Regions from separate parts of the Mus musculus genome. Here all the other regions are linked to region 1. A link is a loop called in an ENCODE intact Hi-C map of the cell type or tissue named here. Cell type or tissue: heart. All regions are shown on one strand. Links, peaks and the distances in the headings refer to the core of each region. The heading gives the core; the rest is flanking DNA. Region 1 has its middle 18 kb from the start of Prom2. Region 2 holds the start of Adra2b (adrenergic receptor, alpha 2b). Region 3 overlaps Kcnip3 (Kv channel interacting protein 3, calsenilin).

What was found. A loop is a pair of places that touch in the nucleus more often than their neighbours do. Peaks named below come from ENCODE experiments on the same cell type or tissue, not always from the same donor. Only the 100,000 strongest peaks of a DNase experiment are listed, where the experiment ranks them.
Region 2: it touches region 1 in a loop (4-fold over the local background); 14 of 42 quality-filtered maps call a loop at or near these places.
Region 3: a loop joins it to region 1, with 10 times the contacts of the local background. A loop is called at or near these places in 17 of 42 quality-filtered maps.

What each region holds. Positions count from the first base shown.
Region 1 is chr2:127,555,792-127,562,542 of GRCm38, reverse strand. No RefSeq gene overlaps it. Among named protein-coding and RNA genes, the nearest start is that of Prom2, 18 kb to the right of the region's middle. In heart, for the core only: a CTCF peak has its summit at 3,030 (motif pointing right); a DNase peak (open chromatin) is centred at 3,012; H3K4me3 peaks cover 378 bases; H3K27me3 peaks cover 2,691 bases.
Region 2 is chr2:127,359,261-127,366,011 of GRCm38, reverse strand. Adra2b (adrenergic receptor, alpha 2b) reads right to left here and starts at 2,833. Exons shown (of 1, transcript NM_009633.4): 1 at 1-2,833. The coding sequence starts at 2,432. The coding sequence ends at 1,086. In heart, for the core only: a CTCF peak has its summit at 3,381 (motif pointing left); DNase peaks (open chromatin) are centred at 2,781 and 3,381; H3K4me3 peaks cover 2,667 bases; H3K27ac peaks cover 2,557 bases; H3K27me3 peaks cover 4,709 bases.
Region 3 is chr2:127,459,489-127,466,239 of GRCm38, reverse strand. Kcnip3 (Kv channel interacting protein 3, calsenilin) reads left to right here. Exons shown (of 9, transcript NM_019789.4): 3 at 262-386; 4 at 822-891; 5 at 1,122-1,192; 6 at 5,700-5,807; 7 at 6,153-6,257. Among named protein-coding and RNA genes, the nearest start is that of Fahd2a, 18 kb to the right of the region's middle. In heart, for the core only: a CTCF peak has its summit at 3,770 (motif pointing left); a DNase peak (open chromatin) is centred at 3,729; H3K27ac peaks cover 2,022 bases; H3K27me3 peaks cover 487 bases.

The DNA of each region.
Region 1 (6,751 bases), core at 743-5,742:
CAACTTTATTAGGCCTTTCAAATTAATTTTTGGGGTATTTGGAAAGTTAACTTTGCCAATATTTACTTTACATACAATAAAATTTATCCATCTAGTGTTCAATAAGCTTGAAAAGTTAATGGCAGATACTTACCCAAACCATAGCAATGCCAGAGCGTGGGCTTGCTAGATCACCTGGTAGCTCCATTTTTAATTTTGGAGTAATTTCTATGGAGCTTCTTATTCCTTTACATTTGACTGAGTCTGCCAGTCTAACCATATCACCCTTACTCAACCCAAGAAATCGAATGCCAGTGTAATACTCTCTGCCATAGAGCATTAGCTTATCCATGGTTTCCCCAAAATACCACTTGCTGTCCCCCATCCTGTTTCCAGTCAGTAATGGCATACATTGTGTTCATTTGCCCACCTCTTGTAGTCTCTTTCAGCCCAAATTGGCATTTCTACCTGCTATAATTAGAGTCTCAAGTGTACCCCCAAAAAGCTCCTGTCTAGAAGACTGGGTCTTTAATGCAATGATCAGAGGTCAGACTTTGGGGAAGTGATTAGCTCATGAGGATGCTGACAGGCTAATTCATTGGTGGATTCCCAGTTAAATTGATTGAGGGGATGGGGATAGCCTGGAAGGCAGAGCCTAACTGGAATGGGTCACTCTGGACACAACTCTGAAAGTTAACTGTGCCGGCTAGTTTTTGTGTCAAAAGAGGGTGCACACCTGCATTCCTACTGGGAAGTGGAGATGAGAGAATGCGCCAGAAGTTCATGAGCCAGCTGACCTGGACTAAGCCATATAACAGCAGATATAAGAACCCCACTTTGACAAGGTGGAAGGAGAGACTGGGCTCCCAAAAGCTGTCCTTTGACGTCCACATGCACACCATGGCACGTGCACACCAACACTCACACATCAACACACTTGAACTTCCTTTACATTCACATTAAACATTTGTTGAGATTTACTTTGACTTTAGGTATGTGGATATTTGATCTGTATGTATGTCTGTGCACCACATTTGTACAGTGCCTATGGAGGCCAGAAGAGGGTGTCAGATCCTGTGGAACAGACATTAGCTGCTGCAGTCGTTAGCTGCCACGTGGGTACTGAGAGTCACACCCTGGTCTTCTAGAAGGGTAGCCGGTGCTCTCAATTGTTGAGCCATCTCTCCAGCCCTGCATTTACATTTTAAATGTTTTAAATTAAAATCTAACTACATCACTCTTCCCTTTCCTCCCTCCAACTCTTCCCATGTCCTGTCCCTCCACCCCCTTCCATGTGCCCCTTCTTTCTTGCAAGTGGGCTAGAGAGATGGTCATGGTTAAAAGAACATGCTGGGCGGGCATGGTGGCACACGCCTTTAATCCCAGCACTTGGAAGGCAGAGGCAGGTGTCTGAGTTTGAGGTCAGCCTGGTCTACAAAGTGAGTTCTAGGACAGCCAGGGCTATACAGAGAAACCCTGTCTCGAAAAACCAAAAAAAAAAAAAAAAGACCTTGCTGCTTTTGCAGGGGACACCACCCAGCCATCATTTGGATAGTTCACAATCAACTGTAACTCCAAATTCTGGGGATGCGATGCCCTCTTCTGGTCTCTGCACTGAACTCATGCGCAAAACCATACTCAGACACACACACACACACACACATATATATGTATATATATATATAAAATCTCAATATATATGTCACTCGGCCATAGAGCTACATCCACAGTGCCTCTGAGTGTTCTGTTTTTAACATTCCATTGTTATTCACCTTTAGAAGCCTAGTAGACATTCTCATAACATTGTTCTCAGATACAGCTGTATTTATCTATCAGGGTGTGTTCTGTGATGTCCCCCGTGGAGCATGAAACCTCCCGTAGTTCTGTATCGTGTGTGCTTTATTCTCATAGCCTCTCTGTTATATGTGAATCACTTGTCTTGTACTCCTGGGCCATTATTGATAAAAACAGGGGTTCTCTAAATGCAAGCACTGTGTTACTCTGGGAGTCAGTCATAGTAACTGTGATGGCTAAGTGACTGAGAAGAAGTAGTGTATACAGCATTGATACATTGGACCTAGAGGGGAAGCACGGGCTTCCCCTGGGGAGGATGGAGCAGAAGCCATGACAATTCATCATGCCACTCAGATCATCAAACAACTGGAAACATATGAATTGATTATTTCTGGCACTTCTCATTTAATATTTTCAGATGGTGCTTGAAATTTCAAAATGTGAGACCCACAATGTCTGTACTGTTATAGTATCACCCACCATGCAATTTCAAAATAAAGAACAAAAACCAGGGAAATGGCTTAATGGATAAAGGAATCTACCGCCAAGTCAAATAACACAAATTCAGTACCACACCAACTTGTGGGTGTGTGCCCAAGAGGAGTGAAAACACATTCACAAAAAGATTTCTGTAAGTATGTTACTAGCTCACCGTAATAGCAGCCCAAGCTGGAAGCGTCCCAAATGTTCATCATTAGTATAAAAGAAAACAAACTAGAGTGTTCATGCAGTGGGCCATTAGTCGACAATAAAAGAATGGGCTGTGGATACACAATGAATTTCACAAACATCCTGCTCAGTGGAAGGCACCAGAAGAATGCTACAGGACTTTCAGGGGACCCTTGAAAGGAGGCCAAAGTGATGGATATTAACAGAAAGTAGAAAGGCCTTGGTTGTTAGGGAAGGAATATCTGTGACAGGCACAGCGAGCTTTCTAAGGTCTTTCAAAGAGAAATTAAGAAGCCTCGGGTAAGGCGGTGTGCGCCTGTTATCTTCACACTCGTGATGCAGAAAAAGGATTACAAGTTTAAGGCAAGCCTGTGCTAAAAATGGAGCTCTGTTTCAAAACAAGAATATGAAAATAACAATAACCTAGTAACGGCCCAAGATTGGTTTAATTTGGGGTAATTGGGGCTGCCTACACAGTGATTGGCTCCCTGGGGCTGCCTGCACACTGATTGGCTCCGAGGATGCTCCAGGGGTCTCCAGTCCTATGCGTAAGAACTTCTATGTAGTTCTCAGACTTGTCACCGGGTGGCAGTGTCGACCAGTCTGTCGGACTCCTGCGGCTGCTCCATGGAGATCTTTGCCTCTGCAGCTGCTCAGCTCCACAGGGTCATTGATACCATCGGTCACTTTTAAGTAGACCGAGTTATTCACCGATTGCCTACTGAATCCAGCAGTCTCAGCAGGAAATGACTTATCTGTTTGTCTAGAACACATCTGTGGCTCTGATGTAGGAACCCTAGGGCCCTGTGGAGGACTGAACAATAGCAGAGTTCACAGACACTGCGGTGGCACAAGCTTCCTGACAGTTGGCACGCGTGCAGCACAGAGCCCTGTGGAAGGGTTTGGGAAATCAGGGGGGATCCCCTCTGCAGCCAGCCTGGTCTACAGAAACAGTCCAGTGCCAACCTGGGCAATATAGTGGTTCCCTGATTCATTTTTTTAAAAAATGCTAGAAATGGTCTGGCTGTGAATCTCAATGATGGAGTACTTGCTAAGTAGCTATGTGTTCAAGTCGGACTCCAAAGCAGTGATGGCCACCCACACAAGACTGGCCCACCAGCCTTCCATTGTGAATGGGGGACAGGCTCATGAAGTCCTCGACCTCCCAGAGGAGCTTCAAGTGCTTAATGGCTGCTAGGAGATGGGAAGGCATATCCTTAGTGGTGTGGTTGCTGATAAGGTTGCCCTTCCTCAAGCAACTGCCCCCCACCAGCCATTCATGGATGCAATGCAAGTTCAAAGCCGTGGGGCACGCTCAAGGACAGCAGAGCAAGAAAGAGGGTACCGCTGGGGAGAAGGGAGAAAGGTTAGGAGGAGGGATGGAGGGAGGAATATGATCAAAGTACAGTGTGTGGGGTGTGTGTGTGTGTGTGTGTGAAGAGAGAGAAAGATTATGACAGTCACTTGTGGCTCACACCAGTAGGATATCCTGAAGAGGTAGAGGCAGGAGTATCACAAGTATCAGGACAACTTGGACTGTAAGACAGGACTGGTGAGTTGGCTCAGCAGGTAAAGGCCCTTGCCTCCAAGTCTAACCATGTGAATTCCATCCATCCCAGGAGCTTACATGATAGAAAGAGAGAATCAACTCCTGTTAAGTTTCCTTTACTTGCATGTGTGTAACATGGCATGCCCCCATCAAATATATAAACACTACAACCATTTTTTAAAAGAACTTGTGAAAGGGTAAATCAATTTAAAACAAAGCTGCTTGTCTCCCTGCTCAAACTCACAGGTCCATAGTTCCCCTCCTAGCTGCACTGAAGAGCTCTGGTCTCCATAAGTGATCGCTGGCCTTTGCTGAGAACATACCATGTCCCCTGAACACACCTGATAGCTTTAAGATGTAGGGACTACTGATATCTCAATTTTGAGGCTAAGAAACAGGTAGGTAGGGGCTCTCTGTGTCCAGTGCCAGTGTCAGGACAGCTTGGTCGTGACTGACAGGGGCGCAGCCAGGACAGAAAAATCTGAGATGCTCCAGGCTGAGGTGCTCCTGGCTTACCTGCTGGGAAAACAAGTGATACATAACTGCCCTCACAGTGTTGTGGGGTCCATTCCTAAAACCTCTGGAGAAGGCTCCAGTTCCACACCCCTCTGTCTTAGTGCTACCCAGGACAGCCAGAGCAACACAAGACCCTTTCAAACTCATCAACAAGACTGCCTCCACGTGAGCTGAAGAAGGACACCAATAGACAGGCCAAAGAGACTGGGGGGTAGACCGAGAGGCCTCGGTCCTGCACAAAGAGTTACAGGCAACTAAGGAACACTGAGCTTGGGAGAGTCTTCCCCAAGGAAGAGCATGCCGGTCGGTTATCCAGTACCAAGTCAGCCCTGAACACATGCATACAAGTAGCATTATACCGACCGAGCAGGTTATATTTAGGAATATATGTGTGTATACATATGTGCATGCAATAACAATTAATGAAAAAGAGAGGCCATGAATTGGAAAGATGGCAAGGAGGTTTTAGAAGAAGGAAAGGGAAGAGAGAGATGATGTTATTATATTATAATCTTGAAATGAAAAAAAATCAAGCAAACCCTAAAAGCAGAACGTGATTCTCCCACGTGCGTTCTTAGCACAGCTTCAAACCCTGATCCTGTGAACAGCCCTGCTGTGGGTTGCTCATCCTTTGTATTTAAGGGATCAGAGCTTCGGAAGCTTCCCCTGTCCTCCCGTGCTTTCAGCCGGGAGTGGCTGCATCATGATTAAAGGAAGGTGTGCGCGTGGAATGGCCTGCTGATTCTTGGCAAAATGAACCTGGACTTATTTTTAGTTCTCTAATCCTTGCTTGCCTTATTATGTGGGAAGTCCTGTTCCCTGACAGACTAATTGTCTTTGAAAGACGCCCTTTCCCAAGGGGTGACTCCAGTCACATTTTTGGCTTTACCCCTGCCACCCTCACTTTGTCCAGGGGTTGTTAAAAGACTCCAAATTATAGCTCTTTGGTTTAGCTTTGTAAACATACATGCGCACACGTGTGTGTGCGCACACACACACACACATACACACTCCTTCACACACGCATACACATACTCTCTCATACACATATACTCTTACACACACATAAACACACATACTCACTTTATCTTGTAGAAAACTATGGGAGGGCATTTGGGTCAGGGGACAGCATGCACTTGCAGAGGGGAAGAGGCGTGAAAGACTGGGGTGTACTGGGGACAGGGACAGCCTCAGTGTGGCTGCTACTGGTGACAGACTGGGAGGTTTGCCAGCCTGCGGAGAAACCTAGAATGCCTTCCACCAAGAGTCCAGAGTCTAGGGATGCTTCAAGAACTACTTAGCTCCAGGCCTTACTCAGCCAGATTTATATGCTCTTGGGTCAGGGTCGTGGCTGATGCTGGCAGATGAGAGGAAGGAACAGGTTTCTCCACTGCTGTCCCAGCTCTAGAGGTAGATTGACAGAGACAAGTGAATAGTAAGGAAGCCTGCAGATGTGATATAAGTTGCTTCATGACACCAGAGCCTTTAAAAGGAAATGAAGAGCCAACAAAGTTGGTATGTGGGACTCAGCAGTGAGGAGCTCTTACTTACTGCTCCTGCAGAGGACCTGGGTTCAGTTCCCAGCACCTGTATAGTAGTAGCAAAGAGAGGGGCTCACAACTGCCTGTAACTCCAGTTCCAGAGGGTCTGACGCCCTCTTGTGACTTCTGCAGACTACCCCATGCATGTGGTGCACACTCATACACATACACTCAGGCACATACACTTTTTTTTTTTTTTGACTTTTCAGGATAGGGTTTCTCTGTGTAGCCCTTGCAGTCTTGGAACTATCTCTGTAGACCAGGCTGGCCTTGAACTCACAGAGATTCTCTTGCCTCTGCCTCCCAGATGCTGGGATTAAAGGGCATGTACCACCACCACCCAGCTATAAATATTTTTTACAAGAACATGTTTTGTATGATATAACATTGAACAGTGTGAAGCAGGTTGTGGAAAAGAGACTAAGTTAGTGGGGCAGGAAGAGTATGGCTAAAGGAGGATGCGCAGAATTCAACAAAGTCATCTGTAGAGAATTCTCTCGGCCAGGACTACTCCTTAAAGTGTGTTCCTTTCTTCCTGGCATGAAGAAAGCACCTTCCTCTCAGGGGTTTTAAATCTGCCATCTTGAGGAACAGAGAGAAAGTGTGCCTTGTGTGCTTCTGCTATTCCTTAAACTGTCCTTGAGAGGATCCTCCCACCCCACCCCCACTCCCATCGCCCCTCCCCCATCAAAGCGGCATGCTG
Region 2 (6,751 bases), core at 781-5,780, 200 kb after region 1:
TCTAGCGCATTTCCCCCATGGAGCTCAAAGCTCTCTGCAAAGCCTTTCATCTCCCTGCTGCAAGTAGGCGGCAGGCAATTGTCACCCTGCTCTCTGCGAGGTTGAATGCCAGTGATCAGGACCTTAGTGAGGTCGAGGCCAGGATTCCAGACCATTCCACTGAGGCATCCACGTGCCCACTTGCCTCCCAGAGGGATGCTGAGTGAGAAAACAACCCATGCTTCTAGCCTTAAAGACGCTACAAAGCTTAAAAACAAAACAAAACAAAACAAACAAAAAACCCAGCAACCAGCACTAGACCATAACCAGCCACCGCAACAGCCAAGGAGAACCACAGGTGCTCAGCACGGCTGAATCCTCTTCCTTTTGTCCTCTTTCTCAGCATCAGGTCCTCCTGGGAAATGTAGAAGATGGGCTTCCGGCTCTTTGAAAGGCATGAGGAAGATCAAGGCTGGGGATATAACTCGGTTGGTTGGATGTTTCCCTAGCATGCTTGAAGCCCCGACTTCATTCCCCAGCATCAGGTAAACCAGGTATGGTGGTGAGCATTGTTACTTCTCATGCTGGAGAGGTAAGCAGAATCTTAAGATCAGCCTCAGGCTGCATAGCAAGTCTGAGACTGGTCTGGGCTACATGAGACCCTGTCTCAAAAAAAAAAAAAAAAAAAAAAAAGAAATGAAATGAACAATAAAAGAGAAGAGAAGAATATGATGAGAAAGAAAGAAAACCACCACAAGTGGCCTGCCAAGGCACAGGGGGTCTCCAGGAAAGGGAAGCCTGCCTGTTGGCTTACAGGTGGCTGGGAGGGAGGTATTCTAATCAGCCTTGGCCACGTTCGAGAAGGTCCAAGCTACCCTTCCTGAAGAGAGAGCAGGGAAGAGGTATCCCACAGTACAGTCAGCAAGGGAAGGTTTCAAATGAGCCCCTGGGAACAGCACATTTGTCCTTTCCCCTTCAGGGGTGTCTGAGGATGAGGTCTGCAAATGGGCCCCAGGGAAATGGTCACATAGACTGCGGAGGTGGCAGACTACCACCGGGTGGTCCTGGCACTAACCCTGCCTGGCACTGGCCCGGAGCAGGCAGGCTCACCAGCCAGTCTGGGTCCACTGCCGGCAAAGGATCCTTCGAAAGGCACGGCGGAAGTCCTGGTTGAAGATGGTGTAGATGACAGGATTCAAAGAGCTGTTGCAGTAGCCAATCCAGAAGAAGAACTGGAAGAGGCCATGGGGTACCTTGCAGTGCTGTGGGCAGATGGCCCCCAGGCTGTAGCTGAAGAAGAAAGGAAACCAACAGACCACAAAAACACCAATGACCACCGCCAGCACAAAGGTGAACCTCTTCTCTCGGCTCAGCTGTGTCCGACGGCGCCACCACTGCCCACTGGCCACACCCACATTCTTGCTCAGAAGCACCTGGCCACGTAGCGTGGCCAGCACCCGGGAAGTCTGAGGCTGCTGCAAGGGTGGGTTGAATACTGAGGCAGGAGAAGCTGGCAGTGTTTGGGGTTCACATTCTTCCACCTCCTCTTCATCCTCTTCAGCTCCCTTCTCTGCAGTTGCCCCACTAGTCCCCTTCTTCTGGTCCTGGACTGATCTGGGCAGGGCAGACCAATTGGGTGGCAAAGCCCTGGCTTCGGGATCTTCAGGGGTCTCCCCCTCCTCCTTCTCCCTTGGAGGCTTGGGGTGTCCATTAGCCTCTCCGACAGAAGATAGAGGAGAGACCAGGGTGGGCACTTTAGCCGAGGCTGGAACTCCCCCGGCGGCCGGATGGGGCTTCTTGGACTCACCCTCCCCAGAGCCCCTCTTAGCTCCGAGACCTCTGCAGTGGCTGCGTTTGGCAATTACATAGATTCGCAGGTAGACGAGAATCATGATGAGGCAGGGAGCAAAAAAAGATCCGATGCTGGAAGCCAAGATGTACCAGGCTTCTTGGTTGAGCTCACACTGGGGGAGCCCGTGGGGCTCTGGGCGCTGGTCGCCCTTGTAGATGAGGGGCGGTAGAGAAATGACGGCTGCAATGAGCCACACGGTGAGGATGATGCATTTGATGCGGCGTGGAGTGCGCTTGGAGTTGTACTCCAATGCTCGGCTCACTGCCCAGTATCTGTCCAGACTGATGGCACACAGGTGCACGATGGAGGAGGTACAGAAGAGCACGTCTAGCGCCAGGTAGACCTCGCACCACGCACGCCAGAAGTACCAATAGCCCAGCAGCTCGTTGGCCAGAGAGAAAGGGATGATAAGAGTAGCCACTAGGATGTCGGCTGCTGCCAGTGACACCAGGAAGAGGTTTTGTGGTGCACGGAGAGAGCGGCTGGTCAACACAGCCAGAATTACCAGCGCATTGCCGAAAATGGTGAAGAGGATGAGAAAGGTGATGGCCGACGCGATGGCGGCGGTGGCCTGCACCGAGTAGGGCTCCTGGTGGACCATGGCGGGGCCGGACATGTCCAGAGAGAAAGATGCTGGCCAAACTCACAGTACGCAGGAGAAAGCGCCACCCTAGCTCCGCTACTGTTGGGGGCCGTCCCCCCAGGCGGTGCAGATGGCTCTGGAGCACCGTAGCCTGGCCGGAGGTCCGGGGACACCCAGGACCATCTATCGCTCTCTTACGTTCTCTGCCACTGGTGCCCGGCGTCCCTGCAGTCCGCCCCAGAGAAGTTTTCCAAGTTGTCTCACTGCCGTCCCGGGACCAGAGGAAAGTCGCGCCGTCGTGCGGCACAGCTGCAGGACTCACAGAACCGACTGGGGAAGCGCACCCTGCTCTCGGTAAAGGCGCTCTCTCCCGGAGCCGCGCCTGCAGTCAGCCCTCCGCGCAGGGGCGTGAGGAGGAGAGCCAGCACCGCGGGAGGAGGGAGGAGATTGGGGGCGGGAGCTGGAGGAGGGAAGGAGGCGGGGCGGGCGATCCGACCAGGGTGGGTGGAAGGTGCGCTTTGCGGGACATGGACCTGCGACGCACATCTTTTACTCGCCCCGGGCCCCAACATCTTTCTCCTTCCCGCCGCTGCGCGGCCGAGTCTAGAGAGCAGGGAGTCTGGGGTCGTCGGCGTTCTGGGAAGAGTATGTACCGAAGAGAATCGGTGCGTGCTGAGACCCGGAGCTGGTCTGTCCCAAGGGTCCACTTGCCTTCTGTCTGCGAGTCTAGGACAGAGCACCCAGATCGATAGACTGCTTTTGTCGCTTGCAGCAGCCCGACAGAAAAGCGTGTAGGAGAGTGTTGAGCTCTTAAGCATAATAAGCCACACCTCCATCCAGCATCCCAGCAACCGAGAACCTTAGGGGCCGGACCAAAGTGGGGAGAGAGTTCCAAATCCCCTTTCCTAACGCTTCCCCACCCAAACACCACTAGGTCTAGGTCAGACTTGCGAGGTGCAATGAGTGAGTCTCTGTGCTGCGAGCGCCCTCTGCTGCCATCTGAGTGCAAGAGGCTAGGGGCCGATGTCCTCGCAGGTCCCAGACACACACACACACACACACACACACACACACACACACACACACACACACACACACACACACACACACTAACTACTCCTTGGTGAGAAGCGACTAGTGGACTTCAACCACCCTATTGCTGCTTCCTTTTTCTCCATTAAAGGCAAAAAAAAAGTTAAAGTAGGAAGGGAAAACTGGAGAGATGGATCCGTGGTTAAGAGTGCCTCTTGTAGAGAACCTGTGTTCGGTTCCCAGCAGCCACAACAGGTAGCTCAAAACTGTAACTCCCGTTTCAGGGATGGTATGCCTCTGGCCTCCACCTACACTCCCCTGAACATAGCCACACAGAGACCCATACTTTAAAACAAATCTTAAAGAGGGAAACAGCTTGACTCAAAGCGCAGGTTTGGAGAGGAGCCTCTTGACCAACGGAAAAGGAGGTCCCTCCTCCAGAGCGGTGTGAGGAGATCTCTCCATAGCTCAGAAAAAGTCAATGTGGGTGGCTCAGGTGTAGAAAGGAGCCGGCCTTGGCCGCCCCAGATGTTCATGCAGCCTATCCAGTGGGAGAACAAGTTTGAGTGCTGAGCGCTTGCTCTTGCAGAGGACCCGATTTCAGTTTCAAACCCCTTTCCATCAGCTCACAACAGAATGTAATTCTAGTTCCAGGATATCTGATGACCTCACTTGACGCCACAGGCACCAAGCGCACAGGTGAAACATAAATACACGCAGAAAAAAACAATCATACACAAAAAAATAATAAATCTTTAAAAAAAAAAACTTTGAACTGGGCCCTGCTCCACCCCCAGCCTCAAGGAGGTTTCTCCACAGCTTGTGTGAAAAGAACCAGGCCTTGTATTTACAGCTCCTAATTCTGAAGGGCACTACATAAATATATATATATGAATCCCTAAAGATGGAGTCCACTCCCAAATCTCACCTCAAGTCAGTGAGTCTACTGGACTTGTCATGGCCACCACTGTGAGATCTCAAATGTGACCGTTGGGTCCCCACAGACCAGTCTTTCCTCAACTCAGTCTCCAGATCACCATGCCTAGCCACATGGGGACACTTTGAGCAATGCCTCCCCACCTCAGGCCGAGCTGCAGCTAGCTCTCTAGTTAGGTGGGACTGTCACAACCAGAGAGGGTGGTGCCATGTAGACCAGGCTTGAAAAGGACAGCCATTCACCTGCCCCTTTGAGGCTGTAGTCTTGAGACAGGTCTTACAGACCATCACGTTGGACAGGGCTTGAGTCCACAGCCACAGGTGATGAAGAAGTCCTCGTAGCCCCATTTACTGAGAAAGGGCTGAGGGTGGTCGTGGGAGCTTGAGAAGTAGCCACTGAGGCAAGTCCCTACTTGTCCCAAGCAACCTCCAGCCACACTCAAACTGAGAGAAGACTTCACAGATGATCAACGTCAGATGGGATATTTTATGGCCCATTCTCCTTAAAGGGCCAGGTCTCCAGGATCCTGCAGGAAGAGCAGCCAAGGTTGCCCCTAATCCCACCTTACTCCAAGCCCCACTGACGAACATTCACCTTGTTCTTCCCTGAAGGGGCAACTCTACATCTACCAAGTGTCAGGACTCACCAAGTCGGGTGTCAGCCCAAGATGACCACAACTTAAGAGAGGTGCTCTCCTATCCTGCAGCTAGGAGGGCAGCAGGAGCTGTCCCAGAACCCAGGAGTGTCCCAGTCTGTGTATCATTAGTCCTTCCCAGGGTTTGTTCAGCCAGACACTCTCAGTCTCAGTGGGCTCAGCTCACGCTCCAAACTCCATATGCCCTTTGACACTCGGGTGTGGTCCAAGGACTTGTTGAATTACATCCCCACCTCCATCAGGACACCTCCTCTTTATTGCTGAGAACTGCCATGGTTGTTGGTGGGTGAAGGATGGTAGACGCTTATCAGTGAATGGCAGACTCACTGTGCTCAGAGCCATTGTGCCCACACTGTCCCAGAGTGCCATCTCTGGAAAGACTGGGAATAGGGGCAAGGTGATTTTGCATATAGGTGACATCATCTTTTTCTAAAGAAGGGCAAGCTAGCATGGAATCTAAGGAGATGTGTGACATCTAAGAGCTGAGAGAGGGGCACTGAGTCTCCTGGTGGGAACCAAGCAGCTTCTAGAGCTGCTCTCCCTGACCTCAAGATCCCTCTGGGACTGATCCCATCCTCTTGTTGAGCTACTTAGTCTCCTTTCCAAGGGACCCTTACGTCTAGAACACTACGTCATGGTTCTCAACCTTCCTAATGCTTCCACCCTTTAATACACTTTAATACAGTTCCTCGGGTTGTGGTGACCCACAACAATAAAATTTTCATTGCTACTTTATATAACTGTAATTCTGCTACTGTTAGGAATCATAATGTAAATATCTGATATGCAGGATATGTGATATATCATTCCTATGAAGTTGTTCAACCTCACCCCTACCCCAGCAAAGGAGTTACAACCCATAGGTTGAGAACCACTGCTCTATGTGGTCAACCTTCCTCATCTCCATTCCTCCACCTACTCCCATGCACAGACACTGCCCCCACTACCCTTAGGCTACATTCAGTCCCCTGGTCCCCTACACACTCTCCTTGATCCCCTTGGGGTTAGGAATGCATCTGCAGTCTGCCCTTCCAGAGCCATAAGTCACCGAGAACCAGGTCCCTGTCTGTGTCCTCTTTCTCAGTGAGCCAGGAGTGTGGACCACTTCCTAAGTTGGCAGTACTTTAAGGTGCCATTCCTCCTCAGCATCCTGTTCTGTCAAAGTCTAACTCAGAGGATCTCAGTGAATGTGGCCATACTCAGCCCACAAGGCAGTGCCTTGAGACACCTTTGACAGTCACAGCACGGTGAGGCTGCTACTGACATCTAGCACACACAGGTGAGCCACCATAGTGAAGGGCTGCAAAAAGGACTGATGGCATTGAGATCTAGAACACACGACGCACTGACTGCTCCTAGAGCCCTCCTTTCCTGCATCTAAATTCTGCGGGAGTTTCCACCCAATGATGGCACCCCGCCCCCTCCAATGCTAGGGCATTTCTGCTGTCCTGAGCCCCAGAGCCTTTGTGCTTACCCCTTTATTGACCCACCCATGTGATCTCTTACAGCTGACTCAGACCTAACATTTCCATGTCCTCCATTCCTATCTCTTCCCAGGTTCAGTTTTCAAGGTTGCTGTTCACCTGGCTTTCCCCAAGTTATGCCTCAAACCCCAAAATATGCCCAAGATTTTGTCAACTCTACAATGCCCTTCACTCTCACTTTCATGACCATGGCCAAGTCTCTGCTTCTAATCTATTTCCCATGGAATTT
Region 3 (6,751 bases), core at 798-5,797, 96 kb after region 1:
TCTCCCTCCTGCTCCCCTTCCCCATGTGTCTGAGGAGTGGATATGCTCAGGGTGACAGGAAGAGAGACCTAAAATAGCCACAAGACAACTCCTAAGGATTCCATTCCATCACAGCCTCTTCATCTGGGCCGTGCACAGCCGGCTTGGCTGTACTGGGTAGTCAGTCACACAAGCAGAGTCCCTGTGCCCTTTCTCTCTGCCCGTGTCCTGGTTCTTGCCCACACCACATGTCTCTCTCCCTGCTGGGTGTGTCCTCCTCAGACAGCAGTGACAGTGAACTGGAGTTATCCACGGTGCGCCATCAGCCAGAGGGCTTGGACCAGCTACAAGCTCAGACCAAGTTCACCAAGAAGGAGCTGCAGTCCCTTTACCGAGGCTTCAAGAATGTGAGTCCCCATGTCCCCATTGGAGTCCATGGAAAGACTGATCACCTTCCTGTCTCCTACCCAGGAGATCTAGAAATTTCTCCAGAGTACAGTAAATACCATAGAGGGTCTTTGCAGGGCTCATATTTGTGGGAGAGCTATTGGGGGTGGGGGGTAGGGCATCAGTATGGATATTGTGAAGGACACTCTGCTCTTCTGTCGGAGCCATGGATGCTGTATCAGTTGGGACAGCATTGGCATGTAGCAGGCAGCCTCCACAACCCTGTCTACACTGCCTTCTGCCTGCCCCACAAAAAGTTTCCCTAGCCTGGGGCTCACAACTGTACCTCAGGTAGTGAGTATTCCTCAAGAGAGTGGAGAGGGGTCAGCCCTGTGGGGTGAGGCATGGAGCCAGGAGTGGCCAAGGCCACTGAGAGGTATGACTTCCCCCTGCAGGAGTGTCCCACAGGCCTGGTGGATGAAGACACCTTCAAACTCATTTATTCCCAGTTCTTCCCTCAGGGAGGTAAGTCCAAGGCCAGGCTCCCCCACCAGCCCCAAGCCCTGACTACACCCCTCTTCTGTGGAGAGTGCCCTATGACCGTTCCTACCTTCCTTTTTGGAGGGTCTGATGTTGCCTCTGACCTACCAGAGAGGAACTCCCACTAAGCACAAAGCTCCAGGTGGGACTGTGAGATTTTGGAACAGTCTTCCAGGCAGCCCTCCCAACTCCAGCCTTGCCTTTTCTCCCCCCAGATGCCACCACCTATGCACACTTCCTCTTCAATGCCTTCGATGCTGATGGGAACGGGGCCATCCACTTTGAGGTAGGTCCCTGCTGACCCATATGTCCTGCCCCTGTGGTCTCCAGACTGGTCTCCTCACCCCAGGATCAACTTCTTAGGGCTGTTGAGAGAGTCAGGCTCAGTCCTGGGGTAAAGCCTTCCACGTGTCACTCAGGACACAAGTGCACTGTTGACACTTGGCTAGCAAGGGTAGGGGACCAACGGCCCAGTCTCAGCTATCTCTTCCATTCTGGGAGTTTGTATCCAACCTAGCCAGCCGGGGAAGCTGCCAACATGAATATACATTTTTAAGGAGGCCAAGGATTAAAAAAAGTGTTTATTATGAATTTGGGGAGGGGTACATGCCATAGCAAGTGCGTGGAGGTCCGAGGACAGCTTGCAGAAGCCAATTCTTTTCTACCACGTGGGTCCAGGGTTGAACTCAGGCTGTTGGGCATGGTGACAAGTGCCTTTAATGTGTCATCAGCCTTTATCTTTGATTTTTGAGACCAGGTCTCTCTATATAATCCAGACTGGCCTCAAACTCATAATCCTCCTGTCTTAGCCTCCCAAGTGCTAGGATTACAGCCATGTGCTATCATGCTTGGCTCGCAAATGGATCAAGGTTTAATAGCAGAGTTTCAAACCTTTGATCTATGACCCTATTACTAAGCAGTTGCCATCCCAGCAAGACACCATGAGTGAAGGCCAGTGTTGCTCAGGGTGAGGAAGGAGAAGCCAGCCACTTCACATCACTCCAGACTGCCTGGGCTCCCCACAAGCAGTGGTTATCATGGGTTCCTCCCAGGCCTGGCCACATGCAGTCATTTGAGAAGGGCTCCATCTGTGGAGCCCGGGCCCCTAAAAATAGCTGCAGGAGAAAAGCTGAAACCTCTTCAGAGAGAGACCTCACTGAGAGCTAGCCTGATCGATAAGTGCCCCAGCTTGGCTTCCAAGGCCAAGGGCGGCCAGCGGGAAAGCGGTCTAGCAAGCACACAGCTCAGAAATGCCATGGACCGCCAGGCTGGGGTAATAATAACTCGTCAATAATGCCGCTGGGTTATTTTTACACAGCTCCAGCCACACTGATACACTGGATGGGCCCGGGAGCCCGGGCTTGGCTCTATGACCACAGCCCCCGCCCCAACCAGAAGAGCCATCTCCTCTGTATACACACGGTGTTGGGTGTTGTTGCTGCTTATTTTCATTAATGCCTCAAACACCAAAGTTATTGTAGACAGAAAAGACAATAAGAACAGGGAGCTAGTGGGGAGCTGTGTGGCCTCCCAGGCTTCCCCTGTGACCTGTTCCTGGGGTTCCCCCCCCCCCCGAGACCACACAGAGTTCTGGAGCAAGCATGGACAGGAATCCAGTGAGGAATCCAGCCATGACTACATGGGAGAGCTTTACTTAGCCATCAGTGAGCCCTTCAGTCAGTTTCCAAGGATTCCTTGATGTGTCCATGGACCAGGAAGGGCATAGTGCCTACCGCCTCCTATGACTGTCACTTGCCTGTGGACCCTTCCCATATGACACAGAGGGGATCTTGGGGTAGGTGATATGTCTGGGAAGCAGGGTATGTTTGTGGCTGAAGCGGAGCCTCTGGCACCTTCTAGGTCACCCAGTACTGCTATCTTCCAGTCTTCCACACGCTCCTCTGTGTGCGAAACACATCCCAGTCTCCTGAGGAACTTTCTGGCTGTGACGTTCTCCTCTAAGAAGTTTGCTGCAGGAAGGGAAGGGCACAACTCAGCATCATGCCTTAGAACCTTACAGGAAAAAAAAATCACAACATCCCATCCCTTGACAAAATGAGGATGGCAACATTAAAACTGTCGAACCCCTGCCGGGCGGTGGTGGTACACACTTTTAATCCCTGCACTTTGGAGGCAGAGGCAGGCAGATTTCTGAGTTTGAGGCCAACCTGGTCTACAAAGTGAGTTCTAGGACAGCCAGGGCTATACAGAGAAACCCTGTCTTGAAAAAAACCAAAACCAACCAAACCAAAACAAAACAAAACAAAAAACTGTCGAACCCCGGTAGAGCCAAGTGGATGTGGTCCCAGGTCCCTCCCGCAGGCAGTGCTGGACGTGGATGAGCCTCCCGGTCCATGACACAAAGTCCCTTTCTAATTCAGCTAGTGCAACTTATGAGAGAGGCACATTGCTTCCCAAACACTTCAGTAACTGTGGATGCCTCCCGGGTTCCCAGCTTGGAAGTAGCACTGGACAAGCTGCTCATTGGGAGAGTGAAGCCATAGAATGTCTAGAGGTGTGGCCACTTCCTTGTACTGTATGCCGAACCCTAAGCCTATGGTGGCTTCTGTGACACTGACCGAGTTGGCCTCCCTACCGTTGGTGTTAACACTGCTATCACAGGTTGGCCTGCAGCCCATCAGTCACCCTTGGCAGCTTCATTGCGTTCATCCTTTGGGATTTTGCCTTTGAAGCCTGGGTGCCCGAAGTTAAGACTAGTGATGGTCACACGTGAAATTGTGCTGCTTCCCTTGACAAATGAGGTCCTCCAGAGGCCTCGCAGGGACAGTCAGTCCTCTGTTAGCTGCAGGCTGTGTGGCTAAATCCTCCTGTGACACTAGGAGGGTGCTACCGCCCTCTTGTGGTCTACTTGAGAAAGAGCCAGCCCAAGGTAGACACCGCACCCCTCAGCCTCTCACGGGGAAAGCCTGTGGAATGGGCAGGGTGGAGGTCATGCTTTCGGGGTGACTTTGAATCTTCTCTGCTTGGGTAAACCACACCCACACTTTGGTGATCATTCCTCAAGCTTAAGAGGGTAAGAAATGTCACCTTGCTTTTCCTTTGAAATGTTTTCATGATTTCCAAGACCAGAGGCAGACTTTGGGAAGATCCGGTGACCCCTACACCAAAGTTTTAGGCGCCAAGTCTCCTTTTACCGTTTCCATGACTCTCCTGGTCCATCCTGTTTAGATGTGATGTCACGAGCCTCCATGGGGAACACACCTTTCCCATCCCCCTCTAGCCAACTGACTGCAGGATTGTAATATGACGCAGAGAGAGAGTTCCAGCTCCCTCAGGCCCTCTTGGACCTCCTGTCAAGTCCCCTAGACTGGGGGATCCCTTTATCTCCTTCTTCCTGACTCTCTTATCAAGTGTGCATAGTCCAGCAGCACCTTGGAAATCGTATGTGAGAAGGGACTTTTGAGCCTCTGGGTATCTCTGGGTAACGCCATCTTTACCCTCACCCCCACCCCCCACCCCCGTCTGTATGTTACATGGACTAGACCTTCCAGGGAAGCTGTTTCTCAGGCCTCATCCCTCTAGGGCAGCTTGTCAACAGATGATTCTAATCAGGAGTGTGGGGACCTTATTGACAAGGATGGATGATGGATGGATGGATGATTGATATTGATTGGTTTTCCCAGTTGACTTTGTGTTTATCTCTGGAAACACTCTCTTGGCAGCCAGTTTTGCTCAGCCTCACCAGGACCTGTGCCCATGGGCTCGGCTGGAGCTGATCTCGCAGTCCCGGGGAGGGGGTGGGGCCTGGGAACTCTTTCTATTTCTCTGACTCACTTTGCTGCGTTTTCTCTAGTTCCGCCTGGAGTTTCTGTCCTGGCAGCACTGTCCCTTGGGAGGTATCTCTCTCGACCTCTCCCCTTCCCACCCCGTCTCTCTTCAGTTCCTTGCTCCTCCAAACCGTTTTTTTTTTCTTGCGGTTGTTGTTTTTGATCCCTAACAACCAGTTCTCTCTGGTTTTGGGTTATTTCTCTCTCTTCTCTTTAAACAGCATCCTATTTTTATTGTAAGGCATGCTAGGGTCTAACCTCTGGGGTGTCTGTGTTTCTGTTATGTTTTTCCCCTTCTAGACTGTTCTGTTCCTTCCAGATTGCTTTTCTGTTTCTCGTGGTCCCTCCTTCTTGTGGTACGGCTCCTTGGGAGTAGGGACTGAGTCCTCGAGGATCTACTCTGTCCCTCTGCAGCCTCCAACTGCAGTCCACAGGGCATCCCCTTCCTCTCAGAATAGCCAAGAGCATCCTCGAGCCGGGGTGGGGGTGGGGGTAGGGTTGAGGGTGGGGGTGGGGGTAGGGCTTACCTCTCACACCTTCCAGGAGGTGGGGGAAGCACCTTTCCTTCAGGTGCTTTAATTAACAGCTGGGATTCATGTACAGCCAAAGGACCTTGGACGTGTAGATGCTTAGTAGACTGAAATAGAACACCCCTGTATATTGAAAGACCATCCCAGACAGCAGAAATGTACAAAATGAGCACAGGACGTCAAACTAACAGTTTAGTCTCTTTGCTTGACTCAGAATAGACTACCATGCACACATGCACACGAGCATGTGTGAGCGCGCACACACACACACGTGCATACACACGCACACACACACATTGCAATGTACACAACCCCACATGCTGACCACTTAAGCGGACACATCTACCACACCACGAAGGAGGACTTCATTTGAAGGAGTGTGGATGAATCTCAGTGGGAGTCCCATGTCACATGGTGGGTTGGGAAGGGAACCCCAGCTGTGGCTGCCCCTCCTCACTCTCCCTCTCCTCTGCAGGACTTTGTGGTTGGGCTCTCCATCCTGCTTCGAGGGACGGTCCATGAGAAGCTCAAGTGGGCCTTCAATCTCTATGACATTAACAAGGATGGTTGCATCACCAAGGAGGTACTGGGCTGGCAGGCCTGCCTGCCCCTCCTCTCTCTCCTGAAGCCACTAACCTGGTGATTCTCAGCCCTGCCTTGCAGCCTTGCCACACAGCCTCACAAGTGGTTGGTTTGACCCAAACATTTTTATCTGAAACAGTCATAACTTCTTGTTTCGGAGGCAGGTTCATAAATCCATTTCCAGTTTCTCTTGGGAGTCATTGGATAGGCCCCAGCTCACTCTCTCTAGGCCCCTCAGACTCACTCACCACTGCCCTGGCAGAAAGCTTTGGCCCCTAGAGGTAACACTCAAAGGCCCAGGCATCCCTGCGGTGGAAGCAGACTCATGCAGCTCTCTGTTCCCTAGGAGATGCTGGCCATCATGAAGTCCATCTACGACATGATGGGCCGCCACACCTACCCCATCCTGCGGGAGGATGCACCCCTGGAGCATGTGGAGAGGTTCTTTCAGGTGTGTGAGCCCTGACCTTGCTGAGGGGAGGGGACAGCCCTAGTGAGTCTTCAACCAGTGCCAGTGAGGAGATGCAACTAGGCTTCCCTCCTGCCCTAGCTGATGGTCAGAGCCCCTCGAGGAGACCCAGGCCCTGTCCCAGTGAACTTTTTTGGGAATAAAGCATCCTGAGTGCCTAGATGCAGAGGCAGCTGGCACTTGCCCAGGGAAGGGACCAGTGTTTTTGTGCCTTCTGGGACATATTTGGAACAAGCTCCCTCCTTCCACCCTACCTGGTATTGAAGCTGTCTCCATTCTGGAGGGGCTGAAGGAACCAATGGTTTAGATTTTACCCTGTCATTCCATCCCTCATACGCTCTGGCTTCTGTCAAAGAGAATGCTGGGAAGCTAAGCTGAGGTAAGCCAGCAGGGAGCTCACTAAGCAAGGCCAGCTGAGGAGATGCCAAGGGCAAGGTTGGCAGGGAAGGGTGGGAAATAGAGGGACCAGCTGAACT